2 separate regions of the Homo sapiens genome follow, and region 2 is linked to region 1. A link is an interaction called in ENCODE POLR2A ChIA-PET data of the cell type or tissue named here. Cell type or tissue: Panc1. All regions are shown on one strand. Each heading gives the region's core, and the rest is flanking DNA. Links, peaks and the distances in the headings are about the cores only.

Evidence for each region. Peaks named below come from ENCODE experiments on the same cell type or tissue, not always from the same donor. Only the 100,000 strongest peaks of a DNase experiment are listed, where the experiment ranks them.
Region 2: POLR2A ChIA-PET joins it to region 1 with 13 read pairs; 4 of 35 experiments call an interaction of 5 or more read pairs at or near these places.

Annotation. Positions count from the first base shown.
Region 1 is chr12:15,794,190-15,809,742 of GRCh38, forward strand. It overlaps the pseudogene MRPS7P2. Among named protein-coding and RNA genes, the nearest start is that of EPS8, 13 kb to the left of the region's middle. In Panc1, for the core only: no CTCF peak of the experiment used is centred there; a DNase peak (open chromatin) is centred at 2,703; H3K4me3 peaks cover 401 bases; H3K27ac peaks cover 3,553 bases.
Region 2 is chr12:15,680,316-15,695,868 of GRCh38, forward strand. EPS8 (EGFR pathway substrate 8, signaling adaptor) reads right to left here. Exons shown (of 21, transcript NM_004447.6): 2 at 2,578-2,657; 3 at 911-987. The coding sequence starts at 2,636. Among named protein-coding and RNA genes, the nearest start is that of EPS8, 100 kb to the right of the region's middle. In Panc1, for the core only: no CTCF peak of the experiment used is centred there; a DNase peak (open chromatin) is centred at 8,176; H3K4me3 peaks cover 1,583 bases; H3K27ac peaks cover 2,236 bases.

The DNA of each region.
Region 1 (15,553 bases), core at 790-4,789:
GCTACACATCACCTGGATCCCGCATAAAATATACTTTGATATGCATTGTAGGACTCTGAGACAGTAAAGGGAATCTCTCAGGGTCCAAAATGAAAACAAAACAAAACAAAATTGCTGAAGCAGGTGGGGTAGGCAGTAATCTTTTAAATAAGACTTAAACCGGCTACAAGGTGAAGAAGCTAATCTTTTAAATCCCATGTTAGCTGACTCTGCTGGAAGGAAGTCAGTACGGTTTCAGGTCCTTGGGCCCACAAGTTCCCAAGAGAGATAGACAGAAATCCTCTTTGGAGAAAAATAACCTCAAGTTAGTGTCCCAGAATTTCCCACAAATAAACATCAACCAAATAGGAATTCATAATCAAAGATCTCAAGCCATATAAGAAAATTCTGCTGACATGAGTGTTAGCAGAATAAACAAATATAATTCGATTTATGAGGCAAAAAAACTAATTAGCTATTATCTGGCTGTATAAAGAAATAAAAATTAAAATCATAAATAAATATCTAAGATGACTAGGCATACGTGAAAAGAACCCACTAGAACTTTTGGAAAAGAAAAATATAACTGCTAAAATATAAAACCCCATAAATGAGTTAAAGAGTAGATTAAACATAGTTGAAAAGAATAATGTAAGCTACATATGAAGAAATTATGCAGAATGCACCACAGAAGGTGAAAAAAGACAGAAAATAATAAACATTAAGAGATATGGAATATAGAGAATGTTAAGATATTACTCATCTCTAATTAGAATCCCAGAATGAGAGACCACAAAGAATGGAGTAAAGACAAGAGAAGACACAATAGCTAACACTGTTCCCAGATTAACATAGGACATGAATCTACAAAAAGAGGAAGTCCTGGCTATATACATGTATCAAGTAGGATACCTGAAAAGAAAATGAAATAGAGGCAGTACATATACATGTATCACATAAGATGCATGAAAAAAAGCAAACCAATATAAACTACAGTGAAATTTCAAAACACCAGGGGAAAGGCAATCTTAAAAGCATCGAAGGGGGGAATATTATTTACAAAAGAAAAACAAGTAGACTGAATAATTTTCAACAGCAATATGGCAGCCAGAAGAGAGTGGAATATCTTCAAAATGTTGAATGAAAATAGCTGTCAACCTATAATTTAGTGTCCAGAAACATTATATTTTGAGAACAAAAATGTAATTAAGACATTTTTAGATTAAAAACTATTCTTTTCACTGCCTTCACTAGATGAACTTCTGAAGTACACTTTCAGATGAAGGAAAGTGACCCAGTAGGAAATACTGGAATACAAGAAAAAATGGTGAACAAAGAAGCTGATTAACATTTGGGTTAATATAAAGAGGCCTGGTCTGTACAAAATAATATTAATAAATAATATGAAATTGTGAGGCTTAAAAGACACAGTTTAAATGCTAGAGAATAACTTACAAATCAGAAGGAGGATAATTAGAGTTAAATCATTCTAAGGTTTTTGTATTGTTCTGAGGAGTTTAATATATTAATTTTAAGTGTCCTTAAGAAAAATATTCACAATAAGATTTTAACAGAAATGATCCATATGGTACTTCACAACCTCAATTTTACAGGTAAACACACACACACACAAAGATAATAAATCATAGAGTTAGTATGTGATGAAGCTAGGATTTGAATTCAAGCAGAGAACGTGGTTTTGACCATTATGCTCTACAATATCTTAAAGACTCTAAAAGAACGGAAATGTGATGTAGAAATTCCAAACCAGTAGAGGAAGGGAGAAAGAATAAGAGGTAAACAAATATTAACAATCAATCTTCCTCTGTAAGCCACAAAAAAGCAAGAAAAAAGAAATGTAGAAGGAAAGGAGACACATAGATAGAAGGTAAAGACTGAGGAGAAAAACATTCAAGCATGTAAATAATCACAATATAAATGGACTAAACTTTCTAGTTAAAAGACAGAGTCAAGGCAGTTTTTAAAGATATAGCTATATGTTATTTACAAACATAAGAACGTGGAAAGCTTAAGATATATCAATTATATAATAATTAAAGCTGGTATAGCTATGTTGACATCACACGCAATGAGCTTCAAGATAAAAAAGCATTATTGTGGCTAGAAAAGGTCATCACATAATGATAAAATCTACAAGAGGAAATTGAAAAACTCATTATCATAGTGTAGCTATTTCAACACCCATTCAACCACTGTTAAGTTATTGATATCTCTCTATATCTATCTCTATCTCTCAATATATATATAGATTACTTATATAGAGACCTATATCTATCGATATATGTATATATCATATATATAATACATATGTGGCATATAGCAATTAGAGAATACACATACTCAACAAACCCATAAGAAATATTTGTAAAAATTAACCAGCATACCTTAATACATTTCTGAGAATTTGCATCATCTAGAAAAGGGGTTAAAAATCTTTTTATGTAAAGGACCTGATAACAAAAGCTAAGGTTTTGGAGGTCAGTGGTCTCTATTGCAACTACACAACTCTGCCACTGTGTAACTCAATAGCAGCCATAGACAATACATAAGCAAATGACCTTAACTATGTTCCAATTAATGTAAGACCCACTAAATTTGAATTTTATGTAATCTTTACAGACCTCAAAATATTATCCTTCTTTTGTGTTGTTTGACCATTTAAAATGTACCAACCATTCTTAGTTTGCCAGCTGTAGAAAAACAGGTGACAGGCCAAGTGTGGCCCATAGGGTGGTGATTCACTGACCTCTGATCTTGACTCATCTGTTTGTAAGGCAGTACAGTTAGAAATCAATAGCCGACTAATTTTTAAAACATTTAAGTTTAAAATGAAATTTTAATTAATTGTACTTTTTAATTTCTAAAGATTAATTTAAATGGGATTTAAAAACAGACTCCCCGCCCGGCATGCTGGCTCATGCCTGTAATCCCAGAACTTTGGGAGGCCACGGCGGGCAGATCACGAGGTCAAGAGTTCAAGACCAGCCTGACCAACATGGTGAAACCCCGTCTCTACTAAAAATACAAAAAAAATTACCCGGGTGTGGTGGCACATGCCTGTAATCCCAGCTACTCGGGGGCTGAGGCAGGAGAATCACTTGAACCCAGGAGGAGGAGGTTGCAATGAGCTGAAATCCCACCACTGCACTCCAGCCTGGGTGATAGAGCGAGACTCCATCTAAAAAAAAAAAAAAAAAAAAAAAAAAAAAACAGACTTCCCAATAATGTATGAATAGAAGAAGAAATCATAATAATAAAATTTATAAATATGTAAAACTGCAAGAAAGAGAAATAAATTCTAGTATATTCTGTTAACAAAATATTCTATAGCGGTGAACATGAGGAAGCAACCACTATGTTCCGCAGTATAGATTACTCTTAGAAACTTAGAGTTGAGTGAAAAAAGTCATAGAAGATTATGCATGATAAGATATCCTTTTTAGAGAGCTCAGAAAAGCATAACTAAATGATTTATTATTTAGGAGCAGCAGACATTTGTTAAAAATTTGTTTGTAAACAAAGGAATGTTTATCACAAAATTCAGAATAGTAGTTACCTCTGAAAGGCAGGAAAGGAATGAAATGAGGAAGCTAACACAGATAAGTTGCAATAGTATTGTAAGGTGAATCATCGGTGCTCATCTTAATTACTATTCTTGTCCCTCCTGGGAGAAAAATTGTGGAATTGCATACGGTAGGGAGGACCTTAATGCAGGGAGACAGCCATGGCTAGGGAAAGGCTAAAAGAGATGAGACAGAATGACGGAAGAAGGACAATGGAATTGTTGCTCTAATTTGTGGTGAAAGTGCTCCAGTCATATTCTCTTATTTACCTGGACTCAGGTCATCAGAATGTCTCATTCCCTATTATCTCTGACCTTTGAATGACTGATGAGCTCTGTAGATTTAAAACAAAAAAAAAAACTCCTTTCTGAACAAGAGCACAGGTATTCTGTTTCCAATTTTAAATGTGAAAGTTTGTTTTTATGGTTTTTATGAAAAGGTTGATTTCCTCCAGCAATTTTAATGTTCTGTATAACTAACAGAAATTTAATTTTTGAATTTGAGAGTTATTGATCCATTTACTAGTAACAGCTGAATGTTCCTTAAAATGCAAAAGAGACATTTGTTTTATCTTTTTGAGAGAATGGTGCTGTTTGTTCTGCAGAACTGGAAATTTGCCATTTATGAGCAGCACTTATCTCACTATTTACAGCTTTTTCTAATCAGATCTAGGCTTTTTATTTTCCTACTTGTGCCTAAGCAAAAAAAAAAAAAAAAAGAAAGAAAAAGAAAAGCAGATGAGAATGAAAAGGGAAGAAAATAAAATAACTGTGGGGGGGGGGAATCTTCAAAAAACTATCTGTTTAAAATTATAGTAGAGCTTTAAAGTGGAATTCTACTATACAATTGAAAAGAATGAGGTGGTGACATTAACTACTAGCTAGGATAGACAGCAAGATATATATTTATTAAGGTGGGGGGAGACAGCATGTTGCAATACATTATGTAGTATGAATTAACTTATATAAAAAAGAATAACAAATAAATATAAGCCAACATTCTACCAGTATTTTATGGGAGAGGGGTGACAGTGTAATAGGAGTCACTTTCACTATTTCAGTTAATTTATTTCTATAATTGAATTTTAAGCCATTTTTAATACTACAAAAAAGTATTATTTTGTGGCAGAGAAAATTTAACTTAGTAATATTTTATTATTCATTGTGGATTTTTCATGTTTCTCAATTCTTTACTCCTGCTAGAACTCGGGCAGATTTTTAAAACTCCCATCCCTAATGTCCAAAGTTGCATTTTTGTATCTTTAGGATTGCTGAGCTAGAATAATCCTTAGGCTATTTAACAATTCCCCCTGGGTAAGCTCATTGGCATTGCAAACACAGACACTGTTTCCTTTAGTTGGCACCCAAACTTTCTTCTTCCTTAACAGCAGAATCCTCAGCAGGGAAAATAAAACGAAAGAAAACTCCTATTACGAATTTGGAAAGTTTTAAAATGCAAATGCACATTTATCAATACCTATCTCACCGAGATCACTTGTGCTCAAGGTAATTCCAACAACCTTAAAGATCATTTTCCTGATCACAGCACAGAAATCCCAGTTTCGTTTTTGCTTTGGTTTTTTTAATCAAAAATTCATTGGTTGCTAAGAAATCCCAGTTTGGGCAAGGCAAGAGCAAATATATCCCACAGATTTTAAATGTAACTTCATCTTAAAGGACTCAGAAACACATCCACAACCCCCAACACACACACAGAGAAAGAAAGAGAGAATCTCTAAAGTGTGCTATAAACACTTGTTGGCTTTCCAAAAACATTAAGTTTCGTACCACTTTAATGAACACTTTTTAAATGCAAAGCTTTCAAAGTATTTTCTTCACTTTATTGTATGAAGGATGCATTTCTTTCCTTCCTCTCTTCTTTCCTTCCTTCATCCTTCCTTCCTTTCTTCCTTCCTTCCCTCCTTCCCTTTCTTTCTTTTCTTTCTTTCTTTCTTTCTCTCTCTCTCTCTCTTTCTTTCTTTCTTTCTTTCTTTCTTTCTTTCTTTCTTTCTTTCCTTCTTTCTCTCTTTCTCTCTCTCTCTTTCTTTCTTTCTTTGAGACAGAGTCTCACACTGCCACCCAGGCTGGAGTGCAGTGGCACAATCTTGGCTCACTACAACCTCCGCTTCCTGGGCTCAAGCGATTCTCCTGCCGCAGCCTCCCAAGTAACTGGGATTTCAAGCATGTGCCACCACACACGGCTAATTTTTGTATTTTTAGCAGAGACGGGTTTTTGCCATAGTGGCCAGGCTGGTCTCGAACTCCTGACCTCAAGAGATCTGCTCACCTCGGCCTCCCAAAGTGCTAGGATTACAGGCGTGAGCCACTGCACCTGGCCAAAGGATGCATTTCTGATCTTATTAACCACACTCATCATTCTGGGCATTCATGACTGTACTACAGAGGTACACGACCCTTTAATCAAAACCCTTGCAACCAGATGTTTTTAATTTTGTAAAGGGAACATGGTACTTATACCATATATTCGTCCCACCCCAAATAAGGTCTGTAATTAACACATTATTTCTGCAGCAAAACATATTCCCACAAATTAGAATGAACTTCCTAAGTTGCCTCACATCAGTTCAGATAAGATTTGCTGCCAAACAAGTACAAGACAAGTCAGGCTTTGCTACCAAATGGAATTTGAAAACAAACAACCCAACCAAACAAACTTAAAAAAAAAATGAATCTTTTGTTTTGATACTGCAGATAAGTCACTGCGCACTTATGTAACAGTGACTAAAAGGGTGCCTGAGTTGTTTTGTCTTGGATGTAGAGGTCATGGCTATCATTTTGAGGACTCGAGGTCTGCTTCTCTAAGTCTTCCTGCCTCTATGCAATCTGGCATCCTCCCGTCTGTTTTGTTGCTGTGATTTCCTCTACCACCTTTCCTGTCCTGTTAATTTATCACTTTTAATCTGCTGTGACTTAATGAAATAGATACTAACATTATAATTATGTATGAAATTAGAGTAAGTAGGTTTTACATCAGAAGGCCAAAAGTTGTTTTATAATAAGGTATATAAACTTTGCTCATATTCATGATAAAAGCTATTTCAACCATTTAGAGGCTTTTTTGTTTGCTAGTGATTCGCACCTGTATTTGCAATTTTTGAGATACTTATCTTTAAAAAAAACCCAACACTCCCCACTCTGAGAAAAAAAGAGAGAGATACATTGTCTCATTTTATAGATGTCATCTATTTTCAGGATCTGACATCTTATAAAACCATATTATTATAATATATATATATGACATTTTGGTCATCGAAAAATAAGCTAAAGTTTAAAACTTATTCACTCTAGCACAAAAAAGATTATGACGATAAATAGTGAAGTATTTGTAAAATATTAAAAGTAGAATCTCAGCATGACTTTTGTAAACAATAACAGTCAATTGCCAATATTTTTATTATCGCTCAACTTGCAAGTCCTTCCATATTCTGCCCCTGCCTTCTGCATTTATCTTCCTTTATTACTGCTGTCAGTGTGAGCCTTTCCACAGCTCCAACATGTAGAGCCCTTCAGCGGCAATGCCCACACAGGCCATACTTATCCCTGCAACACATAAGAAATCTGAGGAGGCCGGGCGCAGTGGCTCATGCCTGTAACCCCAGCACTTTGGGAGGCCGAGGCGGGCGGATCACGAGGTCAGGAGATGGAGACCATCCTGGCTAACACGGTGAAACCCCGTCTCTACTAAAAAAATACAAAAAATTAGCTGGGCGTGGTGGTGGGCGCCTGTAGTCCCAGCTACTCGGGAGGCTGAGGCAGGAGAACGTCGTGAACCCGGGAGGCGGAGCTTGCAGTGAGCCGAGATCGTGCCACTGCACTCCAGCCTGGGAGACAGTGGGAGACTCCGTCTCAAAAAAAAAAAAAAAAAAAGAAAGAAAAAAAAATCTGAGGAGGAGTAGAGGGTCACAAATAGAAATCAACACAGGAATGTCCAAGACTCAAGGTTCCCTGAGGGAAGTAGCCAAAGCTGGTCGAACATCAGTATCAAGTGTTAAGAGAGAGAGGTAATGAAAGCCCTACTCCAGAAGAGTACCAGGAGAAGTAAGAACAAAGAAACCCAATCAGGTGACTCAAGCATAAGAAAGCATCTTGAGGGCCTCTGACTCACCCATTTAGCAAAGGTCCAAGTACCTGCCAAGCACAGGGATGGGCCCTGGGGATACAAAAAAAAAAAAAGTACAAAATGGTCCCCACCCTTCAGGGCATGCAGTGTTGTTAGCAATTAGACAAGCATAAACAAATAATGACAACCATATACCATGTCATACCAGTACAATTTAATACCAGGTGCTACCTGAGCACAGGGAAATGAGTGCCTGACGCTGCTGTGCAAAACCAGCAGTGACATCACAGAGACTTGCTGTGCTTCCTTTCACTGAATGGCTTCCAACTTCCATGCTGCTCCTCCAGCGCTCTGACATGCATTCGCCACAGCGCCTTAGCACTTGCTCTTCCCTTGCCCTAGAGCACTCTTCTTCCAGATTGCTACATGGCTCACTCACTTCATTCAGTTCTCAGCTCAAGTGCTACCTCATCAGAAAAGATTTCTCTGACGAACCACCCTATTTAAACTATACTCCTACCCTGCCTAAACCCATACACACACACACACACACACACACTCACTCACTCTCTCTCTCCCTATTGCATTACATTGCTTTTTTATCACAGCACCTATCACAATCTGAAGATCTCGTTCAATTATTTATTGTCTGTTTCCCTCATGTAAATTCTGTGAGAGCAGGGATATCTGTCAGTTTTGTTTATTGCTATATATCCCCAGTGCTGGGCAGAGTTTAATGAATGAATAAGGAGAAATTTGAGCTGAGTTATGAAGAACATGTAGCAGTTTATCAAGGGAATGGGCAGGAGGTGGAGGCAGGAACACAGAATGTACATAGACACAAATAACAAGGAGTCAAGGCACTGTTAAAGGAACTTAAAGAGGGAAATAAAATAATCTGTTCCTGGCACACAGTGTGTTTATATTCCATGTTATTAAATAAATGAGTGAATGAGTGAATAAATGGTTGAATTAATAAACAGAGTTGTGCTTTAGAAAGTGTGTAAGGGGGCTGGGCATGGTGGCTCACACCTGTAATCCCAGCACTTTGGGAGGCCGAGGCAGGAGGATCATGAGGTCAGGAGATCAAGATCATCCTGGCTAACATGGTGAAACCCTGTCTCTACTAAAAATACAAGAAATTAGCCAGGCGTGGTGGCAGGTGCCTGTAGTCCCAGCTACTCGGGAGGCTGAGGCAGGAGAATGGCAGGAAGCCAGGAGGCGGAGCTTGCAGTGAGCCAAGATCGCATCACTGCATTCCAGCCTGGGTGACAGAGTGAGACTTGGTCTCAAAAAAAGAAAAAGAAAGCGTGTAAGGGGGCAGGCCTGTGCTGGATTTGCGGCAGACTGTCTTGCAGCTTCTAGGGCTAACTCAGGTGAGGTGGAGCTGCTAGGGTCCTGAATTCAGAGATCCCTTGATTGACAAGGAACATTATGGCAAGCCAGTGGCTGAAGTAACTGAGGAGGAGAAGAATGATCAGGAACTCAAGGAGACTCAGCTCATCAAAGCTGCTCCAACAATGACAACGAGCTCTGTGTTTGAAGACCCCACAATCAGTAAATTCACCAACATGATGATGAAGGGAGAAAACAAAGTACTAGCCAGATCCTTCATGACTCAGGTTCTGGAAGCTATGAGAAGTACCATGATGCTTCTGCAGGGGAACAGGCAACCATTGAACACAACCCCTATACCAGAGGTCCCCAACCGTTTTGGCACCAGAAACTGGTTCCCACCGACAGGGGAGAGGGGGTTGATGGGAGAGGGGTGGAAGGGATTGATGATTTCATCAGGCACTGGATTCTCATAAGGAGTATGCAACCTAGATCCCCGAATGTGCAGTTTACAATAGGGTTCGTGCTTCTATGAGAATCTAAAGTTGCTGCTGATCTGACAGGAGGTGAAGCTCAGACGGTAATGCTGGCTTTCTCACCTTGCTTGCTCGCCACTCACCTCCTGCTGTGTGGCCTGGTTTCTAACAGGCCATGAACCTTACCACGGGTCCATGGCCTGGGGGTTGGGAACTCCTGCCCTACACCGTCTTCAACTAGGCAGTGAAAAACTATGAGCCTGTGATTGGGCTGATACCCATCCTCAAGGGAGGCCATTTCTCCTGGATCCCTGGATCCTCACCCTACCAATATCACCACTTCCTGGCCATAAAGTGGATGATCACTAAGTGGCACCAGGGGATGCTGATGCCAGCCAGAGAAGCTGTCGCATGGGCTGCTGGAGGCTTTTTGCAACCAGGGCCCCGTGATCAAGAGGAAGCATGACATGCACAAGATGGTCAAGGCCAACCATGCCCTGGCCCACTACTGCTGGCGGTAGAGATTCCAGAAGGAGCTCAGGGCCCTCCACTGCAAGAAATACTGTGAGCCACTGCCACTTCAAAAAATAGCTGTGGGTTAAGGATGTAGTTCCTTTTTAAGGGCCGGCAGGCCTCATGAGAAGGATGGAGCAGCATATTTATTGCCTGGTAATCCTTCTTTCTTTGAGGCTAAAATTTGCTCTCCCTCTGTCCCCCTCTCCTTGTAAAGAGAGAGCACATTGTCTTGGAAACGTCGTCCAAGAAACTTAGGACCCAGGCTTCTCTTCGCTCAGCTTGGGATGGACCTTTGGATGATATAAAAGGAAGCGGTTTTAGGTATTAGAAAAGATTTTGGACATTTGGATGATATAAAAGGAAGCGGTTTTAGGTATTAGAAAAGATTTATTAGAAAATTCTCACACTGAACTGGTATACCTTGTGGTACAGTACTACCATTCACTAAAACTGTCTGGAGGGGGAAAAAAGAAAGTGTGTAGGATAGATTGATGGAATGGAAGGTAGGAAGTAGAGAAATCTCAAAGGCTAGTCTTCTATAAAGAGAAAAATCAGGCTCCAAAATGGCCTTAGCCCCTTCCCCTCAACAACCCCACAGAAAAACAAAAACAAATATATAGTGCTGAGATTATCACTAGCAATATACAGAACTCAAATATGAGGAGGAGATAGTTCCCGAGACCACAGAAAAGTGAAACAACTTTGAGCAGAGAGTAAGAAAATCAGACTTCCATATCCAGCACATGCTTCCTCCTTCCTGGCACCAAAAGTGTGGAAAACTTCCCTTACTCATGGTTTCTACACGGGAAAAGTGAGATAAAGGTGGGCAACAAGCTTCTCTATCATCTTGGGTTCCCTAGCTGGAAACCTGTCCCTGCCTCAAACCACAGGAAGCATACCAGGTGCTGTAGGTAGAAATATCCCTGAGGGCTGCCAGACACAAGGAAGGGAAGTGGAACTACCATCCCCAGCCCTGGACACTCTGCTCTGTAACTTGGCAAAAGAAAATGCCAAGGCTGGGTGCAGTGGCTCATGCCTGTAATCCCAGCACTTTGGGAGGCCGAGGCAGGCGGATCACGAGGTCAGGAGATCAAGACCATCCTGGCTAACGTGGCGAAACCCCATCTCTACTAAAAATACAAAAAAAAAAAAAAAAATTAGCGGGGCGTGGTGGCATGTGCCTGTAGTCCTAGCTACTCAGGAGGCTGAGGCAGGAGAATGGCGTGAACCCAGGAGGCGGAGCTTGCAGTGAGCCAAGATTGCACCACTGCACTCCAGCCTGGGCAACAGAGTGAGACTTTGTCTCAAAAAAAAAAAAAAAAAAAGGAAACACCAAATCAGAGTGTCCAATCAGCAGCACCATGCAGCAGGAGGTACATTCCACAGGTTGGTCCCCCTAGGCACAAACCCCTAACAATCCTTTCCATATTAATAGGATATCCTTTTTCAGACCTCCCTCATTAAAGACAGGCTATGTGAAAGTACACAGTCAAAGAATTAAGAAGAAAACATAGTGAAAAGGAACAAAGATCACCCACAGGATACAGAAAATTACCTCAACAGACCAAATCCAGGAATTATTGGTGTTCCAGGAACAAAAAACAAATAAAGGGGTCATTTCAGCAAGAGGATATAACAATTTTATAACACTTATATATCAGTGCACCCAACGCCAGAGCTCCCAAGTATATAAAGCAAACATTAATAGATGAAAAAGGAGATATAGACTGCAATACAATAAAAGTAAGGGATTTTACTCTCCATTCTCAGTAATGGATGGATTATTCACACAGAAAATCAACAGAGTTAAACTACACCCAAGACCAAATAGGCCTAATTGATATTTACAGAGCATTTCATCCAACTGCTGCAGAATACACATACTTTTCATCAGCACATGGAACATTCTCCAGAATAGACCATATCTCATGCCAGAAAACAAGTTTCAACTAATTCAAACAAGTAGAAATCATATCAAGTATCTTTTCTGACCACAATGAAATAAAACTAGAAATCAATAAAAAGAGAAACCTCAGGGAATACACAGACACGTGAAAATCAAACAACATTCTCCTGAATGACCAGTGGGTCAGTGAAGAAATTAAGGGGGAAATTTAAAAGTTTCTTGAAAGAAATGAAAATGGAAATACAACATACCAAAATCTATAGGATACAGCAAAAGCAGCAGTAAAAGGGAAATTTATTGCAATAAATGCCTATATCAAAAATGTAGAAAGACTTCAAATAAACAATCTAAATATACACCTCAAGGAACTAGAAAAGCAAGAACAAACCAAACCAAAATTAGTAGAAGGAAAGAAATATAAAGGTCAGAGCAGAAATAAATGAAATTGAGACCAAAAAAATACAGAAAATCAATAAAACAGAAAGATGATGTTTTGAAAAGATAAACAAAATCAACAAACTTTTGTCTAGACTAAGAAAAAAGGGCAAGGCGCGGTAGCTCACACCTGTAATCCCAGCACTTTGGGAGGCCAAGGCAGGCAAATCACAAGGTCTGGAGATCGAGACCATCCTGGCCAACACGGTGAAACCCCATCTTTACAAAAAATACAAAAAATTAGCTGGGCATGTTGGAGCGTACCTGTAGTCCCAGCTGCTCAGGAGGCTGAGGCAGGGGAATTGCTTGAACCTGGGAGGCAGAGGTTGCAGGGAGCCAAGATCATGCCACTGCACTCCAGCCTGGCGACAGAGCAAGACTCAGTCTCAAAAAAGAAAAGAAAAAAGAAAAAGAAAAAAAGAGAGAAGACCAAATAAATAAAATCAGAAATAAACAAGGAGACATAACAACTAAGACCACAGAAATGCAAAGAATTAGAGATGATTATGAGCAACTATTTGCCAACAAGTTGCAAAACCTAAAAGAAATGAATAAATTCCTGGACATATAATACCTACCAAGATTGAACCATGAAGAAATAGAAAAATAATGAAGGCCTGAACTAAAAACATGAGAGTAGAGAAGAGAGATTACATCTGAGAAGCAAGCCAGATTGTCATATGATTGATGTGGAGGAGTCAAAGAGGAAAGAGGATTCTGATATGGGTGTCCAGATGGGTGGCAGTGCCATCGGCTACTGAGTAAAACCAGGCAAGGGGACTACAGTGGGGAGGTAATCCATTCCATGTTGGAGATCTTGGGATTGAAGTGCCTTTTTAACAGGTGAAGACAACGAATATGTAGCGTAAAGTGTAGGCCTACGAGTATAGTCAAGACAGAAGACAGATTTGGTATAGCATGGATGTCTTCATCTTCAGAATGTTCTACTGGAATAAGAAGACAAAATGTAAGGACCATTTAAGAAATCAAGAGGCAGAAAGAAGAAAAGGAGCCTCCACAGAAAACTGAGAAGCAGCAGCTACTAGGGTGATGAGATGAAAACTGTGGGTTCAAGCCCCATGAAAACATGCAGTGTGCTGTCTAGCTCACTAGTCCCAGTGCCCTGGCCCACAGGAGAGACTCAAATACATAGGAAAACTGAACCAAGTAAAGCAGGGAAGAGGGAGGGATGGAAGGGAGCTTGGAAGGAGTGAACTGGTTAACAGTAAAACTACAAATGTAGCAAGAAACATAGTGAAAGCTAAGTATTCAAAATACAATTTATTTCATTTTATTTATTTTTGTTTGTTTTAATTTTTTGTTTGTTTGTTTGTTTGAGACAGAGTTTTGTTCTTGTTGCCCAGGCTGGAGTACAATGGCGTGATCTCAGCTCACCACAACTTCCGCCTCCTGGATTCAAGCCATTCTCCTGCCTCAGCCTCCTGAGTAGCCAGAATTACAGGCATGCACCACCATGCCTGGCTAATATTTTGTATTTTTAGTAGAGACGGGTTTTCTCCATGTTGTCCAGGCTGGTCTCGAACTCCTGACCTCAGGTGATCCACCCGCCTCGGCCTCCCAAAGTGCTGGGATTACAGGCATAAGCCACTGTGCCCAGCCTTTTTTATTTATTTTTTGAGACAGGCTCTTCCTCTGTCACCCAGGCTGGAGTGCAGTGGCAGGATGATAGTTCACTGCAAGCTCAAACTCTTGGGCTCAAGAGATCCTCTTGCCTCAGCATCTCAAAGTGCTGGGATTACAGGTGTGAGCCACCACACCCAGTCCGAAATGTATTTTAGTAACATGCCAGACACCGTTTTGACCAGGTTACATAGCTTAATTTAGTCAATTCTTATGAAGACCCTGTAAAGTAAGGATTATTATTATCCCCACTTTACAGATGAGAAAATGAGGCACAGAGAGGTGAAGTTGCCTAAGGTGACACAGGAAATCAATGAGAGAGGCAAGATTGAAACCCAACTGTCCTGCTTCAAAGCCAACATTTATTTGCACAGATGGGAGAGTGTGCTTTCTGAGGGAATTTAAGTGTGGGCAATTTCAATGGAGTGGCAGCTTTGTGGCCTGGGAAGCTGAAAGGAAGGTGAAGAAGTGGAGAGAGCAAAGGTAAACTGCTGTTGCAAGGAGCTTAGCTAGGAAGAGAGGATAGACTAGTAGCTGGAAGGGAACATAGGAGTGACAGAAGCTGTTTTGTGTTTTTAATGAGCAAGTCTGGAGCATGTGGGCTCGATAGATTCTGTTTACATTACACTGTAGAATTTGCTCAAGGAAAACGAGGGGGTTGGATAAAAAGACAGATTCCTTCCAGCTTTGAGTCTACTATTCCACAACTTTGAAATTCTTTCTCAGTGAAGCCAGATGGAAGATTTTACTTGATAAAATTAGTTGGAAAAAATCATTTACTACACTTTTAATGAGGTATTTAAATAGAAACCCAAAGACCTATTTATTCTAATATCGTTTTAATTCATGAGCTTTTAATGTTTTCCCAAGCTGGTCTGTGACATTTCTTGGCCTAAAGAGAAATCTAAAGTTTTTATTGTCTTTAGATTTGGCCTAATGACATGTTTCTGCTTTCCTGTCTAAGGTTAGGAAAGAAAGAGTCAAGGTTATCTTGGGTTCATATTCTTTTTCTCCATTGCCTTTTCCTTTCTGTTCTCTGCCCCTCTTTCCACACAAAGAAAAAAAAGTAAGTGCAGGCGGTTATAAAAAAAAAGCCATGTTTCTTTCACAATACATCTTAAACTAATGTAATCACTCGTGTAAGTGTTTTCTGCAATTTTCTGTCTACTAAATATCCCTTGAAACACTTCAGCTTTCTCCGAACCTGGTATCTTTCACTTATGCTAAACTTTTTCTTTTCTCCTTCTCTTCCTATGAGCAAGAGAGAAGGATAGACTAGTAACTAGATAGACTAATAGCAGTGTATGCATGTCAATCCCAGAAATTACCCCAGAGCCTCATTTTATCTCTACATCACTGCACAAAGCCCTTTCTCAGCACACCTGCTTCAATTATACGTATTCCTATTTTTTTCATACTTTTTGCACTTTCCTATCTCCAGTTACTCCTTTTCCTATCCTTACCTCAGTTTTCAATTATCCCCTAGTAGGGCTATAAGAAGGGGAGAGACGGCTGCAAAAAATATAGAACTCATTTTTTCCAGCTTTCAGATGTGTTTTGGCACCTACCAAAATTGGTATATCCCCAGTTTTGGAAATTCA
Region 2 (15,553 bases), core at 5,874-9,873, 110 kb before region 1:
CCTATAGCACATAATATCGATAATATCAACAATAATAATAGCAAACACATACAGTGTTTTCTACTTGCCAAGAACAGTTCTAAGTATTTTGCATGTACTAACTTATTTAATGCTCATTTCAACCCTGTGAGATACCCCCATTACACAGATAAGCAAAATTAGGCACACGCAGGTAAATTAATTTGCCCAAGATCACTCAGATAATAAATAACTGAATTTGAACCTAGGAAGTCTGGTTCCAGAGTCTTTGCTATTAACCACAATATTATTCTCATTCTTTATTGTTATACAATAAAAGTGGCCATCCAGACCCTATACAAATAAATGCCATCCTAAACATATGTGGCAAACTTCAGGAGTCCTCGACTTCTTGTTACTTATGACTTCTATTTTGTATCTGAAGTGTAAAAAATAGTATGTATATGTGAGACAATCCAGAGAGGGCACTGGAAGTAAGATCAGGGAAAAAGCATAATCATTTTGCAGTGCATAAAGAAATTATATAACATCTATTAGACATACTGTAATAATACCCCCCAAAATTCAAGAGCTATCAGGAAAACGTTCTGTCACCTGTCAGCCCACCACCAACTAGATCAGTCACAAAGATCAACAAACATTATTACAAGTAGTAAATGGGAAAAGCCACCTAGGGCATTGGCACCATGCATAGGACTTTTGAAAGCACTGCAATACATTTCATCTGTAGTTCTAAAATGCATAACAGCAAGCAGAGTTCATGGCTTTGGTAGTTTTTATAAAAACTCTTCTTTAAAATAATCCTTATTTAGCTATCACTGCCTCATTCCAAACAATATTAAATGTGTGGGTTCAAACCATGAGTTTGAAAATGTAATTTGTAAAAAGTGGTTAGAAACAAAATTATACCCTATCAAATAAACAAACCTACCATAAAGGGCCTTTGCACTTGTTTTTGAACCATGTTCTCTGTCCGTCTGGGAAAAGGTAGGTGATGATCCGTAGCCACTGTAATAATAATAATAATAATAATAATAATAATATAAAAAGGTCATTGTGTTGGGTTAAAGTCCAATATAAGTAACAGAAACTCAACTAGAAAATAAAAATTCCAATGCACTATAATCACCACGTGTTTAAAAGAACATACTGATGGCCAGGCACGGTGGCTCACGCCTATAATCCCAGCACATTGGGAGGCCGAGGTGGGCACATCACCTGAGGTCAGGAGTTCGTGACCAGCCTGACCAACATGGAGAAACCCCATCTCTACCGAAAATACAAAATTAGCCGGGCGTTGTGGCGCATGCCTGTAATCCCAGCTACTCGGGAGGCTGAGGCAGGAGAATCGCATGAACCCGGGAGGTGGAGGTTGCAGTGAGCCAAGATCGCGCTATTGCACTCCAGCCTGGTGACAGAGCGAGACTCTGTCTCAAAAAAAAAAAAAAAAAAAAAAAAAATTAGCTAGGCATGGTGGCAGGCACCTGTAATCCCAGCTATGCAGGAGGCTATCTAACCTCTTGCTACTAATATGTTATGTGAAATAAATAGTGCTTTATTTGAATTTTACTCATTTTTTCAGTGAACATTTTTGTAAGACCCAAAACCTAGAAGAATAAGGACTATGGGAGGGGGAAACAGGGTGCTGTCAATAAAATAAGTACATAAAATAATTATAATAGAATGTGATATCTGGGTAAAACTAATAGATATGACATGTAAAATCAAAGAAGGACTAACTCTTCATCAACATATCTAAGAAAACTTTACTACCGCATTGACACAAGCAGAATCTAAATGAATGGAAAGAAGCTCTATAAACAGGCAGAGAATCAAGTGAGGAAAAGGTACGTGGAACTGACTCAAGAAATAGCACAGTGTCTGTGGAAAGATGCAGTTAATGTAACATTCCCAGAATAGACGAATGACTGGAGAAGCTGTGGCAGATTGAGGGCTTTTAGCATCATGATTAAGAATTACATTTTATTTTATTCTCTCAAAATAGTAAACATTACCTGTTATGAAAAAATGATGAGTAAAATATATACCACAATGGCCAATGTCAAATAATAACATTAATCGTAATACATAAGACAATGGCCAATTAAGTCAGGGTTATGATTTCAAGTTATACCTGGACCCACTGGAAATATTTTGTTAGTTTGCCTGATCTTTTCTAGTTTTACACAGTGGTAAATAACTTGATTAGTTTATACTAAATGACATTTAACCCTTCTCAAATGCCAATATTTTATAAATAACAATAACAGAATGCACCACAGAAATTCAAAGCTCTGAAGTAGATTATATATTCAACCATGAAAAGCAAGAATGCATAAAGTACTAGAATGAAACAGAAACATCTTCCAAGTGTGAGATCAATATCATTATCATAAGGCTATTTACTTTACCATCTTATTCTTATCAGACATAGTAAACTTTTAATAACATGTGTTGTAACAAAGATATTACATATTAATGAGGAATGAACTACTGAACTACACAACGAAAGTAATCTTTTCACTAAAAATATAAAACAATTAAAATCACCAAATCAAATTCCCCCAAAACATATTAAATATAAACTTTTCAACTTACTTCATCTGAGATGGGTACATTCCAAAACTACTGGGATGATTAGAAATATGACCATTCATTGTGTCTTTCACTTGTGTGTTCTAAAAAAAGAAAGACACATAGATTAAAGGCAATAAAAAGGTCAAGACATCTCAGTTTCAAAAGTTATTCATTCAACAAATATGTGTTGCTGCCAGGAATTATAGTAGAAATGCAAAGATAAAGATCTCCACCCTCAAAGAGCTCAGGCCCCAGAGGTATAGATGAACATTTAAACAAAGATCCAACTGGCATTTAAAATTAATATGCTAAAATTATAAGCAGATTTAGGTGAACAAAAGAAAAATCTAAAATATAGTTCTGAGTTCTCAAAGCATATAGACATAATTCTACATTCTGCCCAAACTCATAATCAACTATCAATTTTATGAGATGTTATTTTGTTTACTATTCCATTATAAAAGTAATATAAACTCATTTAATTTAAAAAGTTGAGAAATACAGAAAAGTACAAAAGCAAAAAGTATCACCCAGAGCCCTATCATTTACAGAGAACCAGGTAACAGTTACCTTGCAGTCTTTTTGCCTACAAGTGGTTTTCTTTCCTCCCTTCCTTCTTTTATTTCTTCTTTCCTTCAAAGCACATTTGACAACATGTGCTTTGTCAAATGCACAAATGCACATGGACACATCCTTTTTTCAAGAAACTTTTCATTTACACACTTCTTTTACTTTTCACAAGAAAATAACTTTAAAAATCAATATCAGATATTTAACCTCAAAAACCATTTTTAAATCTATTTTACAGATTGAACAAACTTCCTTCAAACAAGACAAATAATTAGTAAAACTTCCTCTTTACCAAATGGAATGGCCTTTTCTTTCTTCTAGATAACATTGCTGTACCCAATTTGTTTCTTTTCACTCCTGGATATTTGGTCCTCTCCGGGTTTGTGTCACTAAGCTATCCTGGATCCTGCCTTAGTTTTCTGAATTTTGTCTTTTCAAATATATTATATTACTATGTCCTCTCAATAACTGTGAGTTAGGCAGGACATACCCCAGCTTTATGGGCCAAGGGGGTGAAAGCATGAACAAATATTGATTATTAAGTTTCAGGTCCTGTGATGGATATTGGGACCACCAAAGTGAACCAAACAGACATGGTCCCAACTATAGGGCCAACAGTCTAGTGGGGGGAAACAGATAATGAATAAGTGTAAAATTTTAAGTTGTACTTATCATTACAAAGGGAACATTCATCATAACACGGATGCAAATAATAACAGAACTTAACTCTGATTGGAAGAGCACAGAAAGCCTACATAAAGAAATAATATTCAAGATCTGGTCACTTCGAGTTAATTCTGTCTCATTCTTCAGATCTCAGTTCAATCACAATGTCCTCAGGGGAAGATTTTACTGACCGTCCTGGATAGATAAAATCCCACTATCAGACACTCTCCATACTATAGACAATTTTTCAAAGCATTTATCACATTCATAACTTTTCCTTTACTTAAATTAATACCTGACTCTTCACTAAACTCTTAGCCCCCAAAAGGCTTGAATTTTTGTTTGATGACTTCTGCTTTTCAAATAAGAAGAAGGGTACCAGGCACAGAATAGGTGTTCATTAAATATTTATTCAAAGAAAGAAAGAAGGAAATCCATGTCCCACTCTTCAAAGAGTTTATTGTATTCTTAGGGAAACAAAGTTAATTCATGTAAAACAAATAGTAAGGAATTAAGTCCCAACATATGTAGCTCTATTTTAAATCTGCTAGAAGTTCGGAGAGGGAAAAGGCCATGAAGACTGTCATTACTTTCTGGAAGGGCTGGGACTTGACCTAGTTCTTAAAAAAATGGGTAAGAATGGCCCTCAAAACACTGGACTTTAATTTAAGCTTTCCTATCCACTGCTTAAAAGCACATTTATAAATTAAGAAGCAAAGAAAGATCGGCCTCTGCCCTATACATGCATGTACTTATAAAATTACATGTATATTACATTGCTGTGCTCCATTTTTGTTGTTTTCCTTCTTCAGTTTACACTTGGATACAATCAGTGGTGTGCTGGTAAACCAATTCTCAGGGTGGGACAAGGCAGAGGGCCTGATTTGTAGTGCTTATTGTTTTCCATGGTATAAATATTCCCACCATGGCCAATTTCAAGCAGTCAGTGGTTTAACAGCAGCTTACAAAATTCCTAAATTCTTCACGATTGGCTAAGGATCCAACTGCAGCACATCATTGCTACGTTCTATAATTTGGGCCAGAACAGAGGCCTGGAATAACATTATGGAACTAGAGATAGTCTGGAATTTTAACACTATTCCTGGCACTAACTGGGCTAGGAAAGTCAATTAAGCCTCTGGCCTCTGTCTCAATGTCCTCGTCAGTAAAATAGAGATAATTCTTCGTCTTCCGAGCTCACAGTGCTAGTGTAAAGATGAAATGAGATAGATGTGCAAGTTTCTTCCAAAACTGAAAAAAAAAGAAGTGTTCTTTCAAAGCAAGCTGGTTCATTCAGTATATAAATTAAACCCCCAGGGTTTGTGCTGATTTTGATCTGGTTTGCGTTTTAAAACCACAGCAGCTGGTTTTAATGAAAAGTGATAGCCACAGCATCTCATCTTTTCATGTTTAATTCTTCATGACAATCAAATAAATGCATGGTCTCTCTTTTGTTTTAAAATAGTGATCTGTTAGAATAAGAGAACATTAGAAAAGGGGATAGAAAATGGCAATTTGCTAAATTGAATTTTAAATATAGAAACTTTTTGTCATTTGGCAATCACAGTTTCACTTATCACGGCGGCTCATGTGGCAAATATGGAGGCTTTCAAATACCCAATTTGAGCGATTGCAGTGTATACCATGCGGAGGAAACAATTACAAATGTTTGTCTTTTTTTCCATTAGGCTTTTAAGACATACCCAGTTTATACCCATATACACAATTTAAAATAATGATCAACTCTAACTGAAAAATTAAGTGTTTTTATTTTTATAAACTGTTAAAGCAACCTAAAAACTAAAGAGACAAAGGTTTTTTTAATCGCTTTTAAGTTTAATGACTCACAAATGCAGTTAATCACACTAACTACATAATTCTGCTGAAAGTATACACTAAAGCCATCATAATAGCTACCACCTACAGTTGGCTCCTGAACAAGAGGAGGGTGAACTGCAGAGTCCACTTACAAGCAAATTTTCTTCCACCTCTGCCACCCAGAGACAGCAAAACCGACCCCTCCACTTCTTCTCCCTCAGCCTACTCAACATGAAGACAAGGATGAAGACCTTCATGATGATCCACTTCTATTTCATGAATAGTGAACATATTTTCTCCTTCTTAAGTATTTTCTCTAGCTTACTTTATTTTAGAATATATAATACATATACAAAATACGTTAATCAACTATTTATATGATCTTAGGTAGACAGTAGGCTATTAGTATATGTTTTAGAGGAGTCAAAGTTATACACAGATTTTTGACTGAGTGGGGGTCAGCACCCCAATCCCTGCATTTGCTCAAGGGTCAGCTATATTTGATTTTAAGTAACAGCATCAATTTCCTTATGAAAACACTTTTAGTAAGTCGTAGTTACTATAATTTTATCTTTATTTTCTACAGAAAATAAAATTCTTTGGCAATTAGAAGGATACAAATGATAAATTTAAGATCTAAGTTAAGCGAATGAAAAATGTAACACACTATAATTTTCAAAAAGAAAGGAAATGGAATATATAAAAAATGACTAAGAAGAAATAAACAAGGCTATAAGGTTAACTCAGCAAATTAAATTTGTATCAGAAGGTTTTAAGATCCTCAAATATAAGTTTTAGATTCCTTTTCTTTACTCTTGCTTGCATCTCATATCAATTTTCAAATTGGTAGATGAGTATGTAGTCATGACTCAATATTAGAAAACTACTTACCCAATCTTGCTGCCACATAATTAGTAACTCTCTGCATATTTAACTGTCCTTCAAATGACTTGTGTTCTCAGAAAATATCACAGATTTTTTTATCTACAGAAGTGTGTTTTTGTGTGTTTGGATATGATATTGAAACATCTATGTCTAGGTTTCAATTTAATTTAATTTATGTCTCCCAGTCTAAGTTACAACCAAGTGGGAGGGGGTATTATCATTACTTAGGATTTTCACTAAAAGATCAGTGAAACTTAATTTCCACCAATACTTTGTGACATTGTCTAACAATGATTTTGTTTCAAACATTAAAAAAAAAATCTTCTTTAAACCTCTTAAATCATCACACATTTTGTCTCCTGCAATGTCTTCTAGAGCAATCACGTTTTAATATCTCTTTCCAGTACCATTGGTAAAGACGGCACCATGTATTTTTCTATGCTATTTTTTCAAATATCAATTAACAAAGAATTTTTATGTGTGAATAAACTCAAAAAACTAATAAGGATATTAAGTTCTTGTAACAATAATGTGGTTAATGCCTGTGAAGGTATCACAATTTCTAGACCATATAGAAGAACAGTATTTTCTCAACACCAGTATCAATGTAAATGGAGTAGTTTTATGCCTTTAAGTCAACACAATAAAATCACTTAAAATAGTTAACTTAGTTCCTCTTTCTTTATGACAAAATTCTTAAGCTGTTTATAAATCAGAACATAATTTTGGGAAAAGTCTATGATCAAATCAGAATGTTGTTTGGTTAACAAGTGGCTGAAGAAAACTACTTATAACAAAATTTAATATGCAACTTTAGAAAGAACTACTTTAGCACTAATTATGTTTGCTATTGTGATGGTGTTCATAGGAAGGGCTAATAAAGAAAAGAGGCATAGACATATTCTAATACTACTATTATATTTCCCTCCAGTTCTTGTCTATTCCCTGAGTTGCTATGATGACATCATCAGCACACATGTACTACTGGATGCTATACTATACATGGAAATTACTAATATCTCAGTTCAAAATGTTTTGATATTTTACTGACTTGGGAAACTATGCTAATTTTAAAAAGAATCACTTCTATTTATTGAGTTTTAACTCTGCATCAGGTATCATGCTAAATGCATTCTATTGTCTTAATCTTGACATTAGTTTTTGAAGGAAGTACTATTCTTCATTCTCATTTTATAGATGAAGAAATTGAAACAAACAGACTGCCATTTGTGTGGTATTTTGAAGCTTAATAAAATCACATAGTACCATGAATGACTGAAAAGTAATGTCTTATTTGCATCTAAGGTAAAATCATAGGCAGAAGTGAACACAAAGGAGAAAGGGAAAGAAAACATTTAATGAGCCCCCAGTTCATAAGACATTTTACAAATATCACCTCACTTTATCCTTAAAACAACATTATCAGCTAGTTATTGGCTCTATTTTATGGGTGAGATGACAGCCTCAAGGCGGTTAAGTCATTTGCCTAAGTGGTAATGATACGGAAGGGAAGGGAGTGGTCCCTTTAAATAATACAGAAGTGGGGAAAGGAAGTGCTGGGTAGAGGAAGGCGGGGTCACTGGTTAGGGCTCCACCCCCATGGACCTAGATGAGGACAGGCATTTTTGTTTTCCTGCCCAAATGTTGCATTTCCCAAGACCAGCCTGGCTTGCCACGCCCCCATTTTGTGCCTATAAACACCCTGAGAACCTAGCAGGCAGGCACATAAGCAGCTGGACATTGAGAGGGGCACATCGGCAGAGGAACACACCAACAGGCACTAGCATGCTGCAGGCCACTAACCAGCAGAATGACGCGGAATTTGGAGTTTAGCAGGGGCAGCCGGACTCCAGGGGAAAACCATTCTCCCTTGTGGCTCCCCCATCTGCTGAGAGCTACCTCCACTCAATAAAACCCTGCACTCATTCTCTAAGCCCACGTGTGATCCGATTCTTCCCATACGCCAAGGCAATAACCCCAGGATACAGAAAACCCCCTGTCCTTGCAATAAGGTAGAGGATCTAATTGAGCTGGTTAACACAAGCTGTCTATAGACAGCAAAACTAAAAGAGCACCCTGTAACACTCGCCCACGGGGGCTTCATCTGTAAACATTCACTCCTAGACACTGCTGTGGGATTGGAACCTCACAGCCTGCCAGTCTGCATGCTCCCCTAGAGGTCTGAGCAGCGGGGCACTGAAGAAACAAGCCACACCGACATTGCATGCCCTGCGAGGGGGACAAAGGAACTTTTCTTGTTTCAGTAACAGAAGAAGCTAAAATTAGAAGCAGAACTCAAACTCTGATCTGACTGACTTATATCCCTTTTTTTTTTTCAGTAAGTTACACCATTGTGTGATAGTTTGACCACTGTGTGCTTGCCAAAAGTTTTCAGTTTTATTTGCTCGGATGTGCAATTATATTCTTTATTCTAATCAACTCTTCTTAAAATAAGGTATTAAAAATGCTAGTTTTTGGAAAGGAAGAGTATTTACTGAGAAAACTAGGATTAAATATATTTTTAATGCTAAATATCCTTTTTCCATAACAGCACCACATGCTAAATTAGTACAGCTCAACATACTTTACAAAAGCAAACAGAAAAAGACCTACCAGGGCCTGACATAAACCAGCTGGGTGGGAAGATGGAAAAACATACTCTAAAAACATCTTTTTTAAAAGTTTTGTTTTGTTTTTAATTGACAAATAATAATTGTATATATTTATAGTGTACAATGTAGTGCTTTGATACATGTATAACTATGAAATGATTAAATCAGGCTAATTAGCATATCCAACACCTCAAATATTTATCATTTCTTTGTGGTAAGAACATTTAAAACCCTCTCTGTTAGCTATTTTGAAATACGCAAAACATTAGTATTAACTATAGTCACTGTGCTGTGCAATTGGTCACCAGAACTTATTTCTCCTAACTGAAACTGTGTACCCATTGTTAAGTGAAATAAGCCAGGCACAGAGATTTCACTTATACGCAGACTCTAAAAAAGTTGGATTCACGGAAGTAGAAAGTAGGATGGTAGTTAGCAGAGGCTGGGAGTTGGGGAAGGAGGTGGACCAGGAGAAGAGAAACATTGGTAATATCATCTTTAATGAGACTGAAACGCCTGAATTCAAATTTCATTCTGGTGTATTAAATGGCATCTAAAAATAGTAAATCATAAAACATTACAGGTACAGCAAGAAGAGCTGTAACCCAAGGATGAGATATAATATTTTAATATTTAACCACCCTGTCACCACATGATTACCTTCCTCTGCATCACCTAGAGCAAAGGACATTAAGCAGCAAACAAAATACTGCAGGTGACTCACTGCATTTCCGTATAGCTCCTTAAGAGGATCAATCTTTTCTAAAGTGTACAATATATCTTTATAAATGCTTACAACATACGAAGTGGAAAATGGTATCTTTAGGCAACTGCTGTACTGATTCATCCCACTTCTCTAAATCATAAATACATCTCCCGAATATTACTACAAGTAAAAACTTAATTGTTAAACCACATGGGACTCTTTAAAAAGCATAAGAATTCTATTTTTTTAAAGGTTAACTAAATCTTTCTAGTGTATTATAATGCACATACTTACACTACCCCCAAACTACTTCTCATATATTTTATTGATAGTCACTATTTCTTATCTCAACTTCCTCTCTTCCTGCCTGCCATAATATTCTAACATTGATTGTTTTGATAAGGGAACACAGAGGTATTATATCTTATCAAGGATTATCCATTGTTTCAATTTGTCTGCTCTATTTTAGTAATACATGGTTTTACAGATCCAATGGCCAGCAGAATGATTATATGGGGGAATGTAATTGCTTTCTAACAGAATACGTTGTATACTTTTCTAGGTATCAGACTGTATCAAGAGCAAAATGTATAACTTTATGTCTATGAAAAGTTCACGACTAAGCAGGTAAGTTAAAACCCTCAATTCTTAACTGTTCCTTCTTCCTATTATCCTATGCCTCTTAACATTTTGCCCACAAAGATAAAAATGCACTCTTTTCAAAATAGTATTTTTCATTTATCTTCAAGAATAGAGGCAGTCCTAATAGGCTGCTAGAAAGTGATGCAATAAAGAAGAGTCAAGACCAAACAAAAAAGTCAGTTCCACTAACTGTCTACACTTGGCTGAATATAAAAAAAACAAGCCAGATTGTCAGTAGGTAATCCTACTAAGAAAACAAATCTCTAGCACCTCATCCAACTCACAGAAAAGCTAGGACAAACTTTCCTTGAAGCTTCACTGCTTATAAAGAAATTTTAGGGGAAAGAAAAAGCATCTTTAAGAAAAGACCACATTATAGGCAATAGAAGACAGCAAAGTGTGAAGTTCAAGGGCAACTAGATTAGGGGTGGATCTAGAGGATAAAATCTCCCTGAAAGAATGACTAGACCAAAAAAGGCAAGAGAGGCTGGGCACAGTGATTTACTATGCCTGTAATCCCAACACTTTGGGAAGTCAAGGTGGGGGTATTGCTTGAGGCCAGGAATTCAAGACCAGCCTGGTCAACATAGTAAGGTCCCATTTCTACCAATAAAAAAAAATTAACAAAAAAGAAAGATAATGACTTTTAGAAATATATAGTATAATGGGGCAGAGAGACATCAAAAGGATCATTTATAGTACAATGTGGCAAGTAGAAAGACAGTATGCAAGGCCTGCGCCTAGGGCTGGAAGCGGGAGACATTCGGTTCATAACTGCCTTCCTTCACAGGCTGTGATGCAGGAGCTGAGTAAGCCAGAAGGCAAAAGAGAAGAGCAAAGGCAGGAGATGGCTTTGGACACTTAGGAAACTGTCAGCAGTTTGGCAGGAAGTTATGAGGGATGAGGTTGGAGATGAAGTGAGAATCATATCACAGAGGACGAATTACAGATACACCACATTTTTGTGAGACTAAAATTCAGTGTTTACTTATTGAATCTATGTAAATGCTATTCACAGTATACTAAGAATACCCTTCCATTTTTATATATTTGTCTTCTGTTTGTTAATAATTATCTTTCCCCCCAACTCTTAGTGATCCTATGTCCCCCTCGTTAATTTTATTACTTTACACCACCAGAAGTGGAGCCCTCCTTTCAATACATTGAAGCACCACCCATTCTATCATTACTCTAACATTTCTGTCTTTCTGCAGGCTTCTTTCCCAGATATATGACTGCTCCACTCTGAACTGATTACTCTCTAAGGCTCCGAAGAGCTTTCATCACGGGATCCACATTCCTCACCACCTTGTGTATCCCCTTCACGTTCCCCCTGTCTTGGAGCCTTACTTCCTGGATCCTGGACCTCCCTCTTTCCATGCTTTTACTTTTTTATTTTGGTAGGGCACATACTTCAGGGACTTCCTAAGAAAGAGCATTAGAAATGTACATTTTTGAAACTGTATATGATGAAAAATGTGTTTATTTTACCTTTACACATGATGGACCGTTTGTCTTGGTTTCAAATTGTAGATTGAAAGAGGTTTGGTTTTTTTTTTTTTTTTTTTTTTTTGCCCCATAATTTTGAAGCCCTTGTGGTTCTGTCTTCAATGACCCCTGCTGAATGTTAGGGGCCACTCTGACTCCCAATTTTTTGTATAGAGCCTGTCTGTTTTCTTCTGTCTGGAGTCTAGGATCTTCATTTTTACCCCTGATGTTCTGAAATGTTATGGTGCTATACATTAGTATGGGTGTTTTTTGAAAAATTCAGCATATTGGAAACACAATAGGCCTTTTCAAACTTGAAAATCATTTTCCTAAAGTCCGGGAAATTTTCTTTTGCTATTTCTTTGATAGTTTCCTTGCTATATATACTTTTCCTTTTTCTAAAAAATTCAGTTGCTCAGAGTAGGACCTCCTGGTCTAAGTCTCTACTTTTGTATTTTCTCTTTTGTTTTTCATTTTGTAATTTTTTTTTCTACTTTCTGGGTAGCTTCCTCTTCTTTATATTCAAAAAACATTTTGAGTTTCTTATTTCTTCTATCAGTTCCATTTTTCAGGAGTACATTTTTAGAACCTAAAGCTTCCTTTTCTTTTAGTGTCTATACTTATTTTCTGATTACAGTATATTCTCTGATCTTTCTGAGAATATCCATGATAATATTTTTAAGTTTTCTTCTCCCTTCATTGTCTCTTTATGACAATTTCCTTGTTTTCGCTAGGTTTGTTTTGGCTTCTGAATTGCTTTAAATATCAGGTGATTACTGGTTATTACTCATATTGAAGATGAAGCCCTAAAAAGGTGGCAAGAAAGTCAGTGTCCATGGGTGGGGCTTGTGAACAAGTGGGCTTCACTGCACAGAAGTCCTGCTGGCAGACCCCAGCCATCAGTGTCTATCGGTCTTTTGCATAGATCAGTCAGGTTCTCCAAGGAAGTATCTTCCCATTCCATGTTTAGAGAATGTAAAGCTGACTGCCAAAACTTTGGCAATAAGTGGAAGAAGTCAGCCAGGGTTGTCTTACTGTTTACTAAGCATTTCATTTCATCTTTCACCCTCTGTCTGTACCTTGGTATCCCCAACCGAGTTCTCTAGTTCACATTCTCCACAGAATAAACTACTGGTTTTACTGGAGTGTGAGGAGGCATCTGGGATCCAAGTTCACTTTAAACACATGACTAATAAATCCTACTATTCTTAGCCTCACTCTCACTGTTGAGTCAGTTGGAGGTTCTGAAATGAAAATAAGGTTGCTTCTCAATGTCTCTCAATAGTAGCTTAGGTTTCAGCATGTAAGGACTTCTAGGTTAATCACAATTATCCACAGGCTTTATAGAGTCCCTTTGTCTCACTGGCTTTCTGCATTTAAAAATCCCTTTACTGTTATTTTATTTGGAGGAAGTGAAATAAATGCATATACCACCATGGAATACTATGCAGCCATAAAAAGGAATGAAAACATGTCCTTTGCAGGGACGTGGATGAAGCTGGAAGCCATCATCCTCAGGAAACTAACACAGGAACAGAAAACCAAACACTGCATATTCTCACTCATAACTGAGAGCTGAACAATGAGAACACATGGACACAGGGAGGGGAAAAAATACACACCAAGGCCTGTCAGATGGAGGTGGGGCAAGAGGAGGGAGAGCATCAGGACAAATAGCTAATGCATGCGGGTCTTAACACCTAGGTGATGGGTTGACAGGGGCAGCAAACCACAATGGAACACGTATACCTATGTAACAAACCTGCACATTGAGCACATGTATCCCAGAACTTCAAGTAAAATTTTTCAAAAAATGAAACAAATGTATATGCTTAGTCTGCCATTTTTCTGTAGCATATTTTCATTGTCTAAACATTAAGAAATATTTGTCAATGAAAAACCCAGATGAAAAATTCAAGTCACCTCTAATGTGAACTTGAGAGGTTCAGGTGGACTATGAAATATGAGTACAAGTTTATACTAAAAACAAAGGTACCATAACAACCAGAGTGAAAGTAACACAAAAAAAAATGAAGGAAATTTACATTTGATAAAGTCAGCTGGTATTTTGGTAGTATATGTTTAACTACCTATTGTTATTATAACAACAAATTCTGTTTTCAAATCCCAGAGAAAAAACAATACGCTAAAGCATGGACGTGAGGCAATAACCCCAGTTAAATCAGACATTACTGTTCACGAAAAGCTCTTGCTTTAATTGCTTTTCTAGAAATTAAATCATAACAGAGTTAGGTGCCTAAATAAAACCTGGAATTCATCCTTAGGTAAATAACCACTACTTTATCCATTCTTTATTAATTTTTTCCCAAAGAGAAGCCCATTTAAATTGATACAGCTGGGAACAAATTATTCGTGGACTACTCCAAAACAAAAGCAGAGATATTTGTACATTAGTTTTAAAATTCAAGTTGCCTATAAAAGTAGTATGAAACTCTCTTCTTGAGAGTTTACCTGCTTACATAGTCATTAAAAAATAAAGGAAGAAAAGTTAATTCCAATGGAAAAAATAATTGAGCCTATTATATTTCATATTTAAAAGTCAGTAAATATAAGCTTTGACTGTGAATAGCATTACCTTTGAAAATTGTGAAATTATAATAGAAGTTCTCAAAACCAGCAGTAAATTTTTTCATAACCATGAAATCACCCACGAATGAGGTAAATTTAGACATATTTCACTATTTCATTATTGTAAAAATAATGCTCATTAAGTATTTTATTATGTCAGCCACTGTGCAAGCACTTTACATGCATTATCTTACTTCTTATTAAGAGGTAAAAAGAACTTCTTATTCTCATTTTAATGAGAATCTGAGACTTTAAATTAGAGTTATAAGTAAAGGTAATTTGGCCATGACATCAGCAACAAGTTGTGCTTTTAACCACTATTATATACTTTCCTTTTACTAATGATAAATCCAGTATTTTGAAGTTGGCTGGGGAAATGTCAACATGGATTAATTAAAAACTAAAATAACTTTTAAACATGATTATTCAAACAAGATTCATTCAACATTAATTGGCACCTGCCAATCTGAGTACTACTTCATTCATTCGCTCATTTAACAAATAATTACTACGTAACCAGAATGTGCCCATCAGTGCTCTCGCACAGTCCCATACAACTTCCTAGAATAATAGAAATGCACTATATTAGCACTGCTCAATACAGTAGCTGAGCACAAGTGTTGAGCACTTGAAATGTGGCTAGTGCCACTAAGAAACTGAATTTTAAGTTTTATTACATATAAATTAGTTTACATTTAAATGTTAATAACCACATATAGACTAACAGCTACCACACTAGACAGGGTAGCTCTACATATTGAGTGCATGGTTAGCAAAACAGACAGGGTTCCTACCTTCATGGAGCTTACAATCTAGAGGGAGGAGAGCATGAAATAAGAAAATGAGGCAGGGCATGGTGGCCCACACCTATAATCCCAGCACTTTGGGAGGCCGAGGTGGGTGGATCACCTGAGGTCAGGAGTTTGAGACCAGCCTGGCCAAAATGGCGAAACCCCATCTCTACCAAAAATATAAAAATCAGCCAGACATGGTGGCAGGCACCTGTAATCCCAGCTACTCG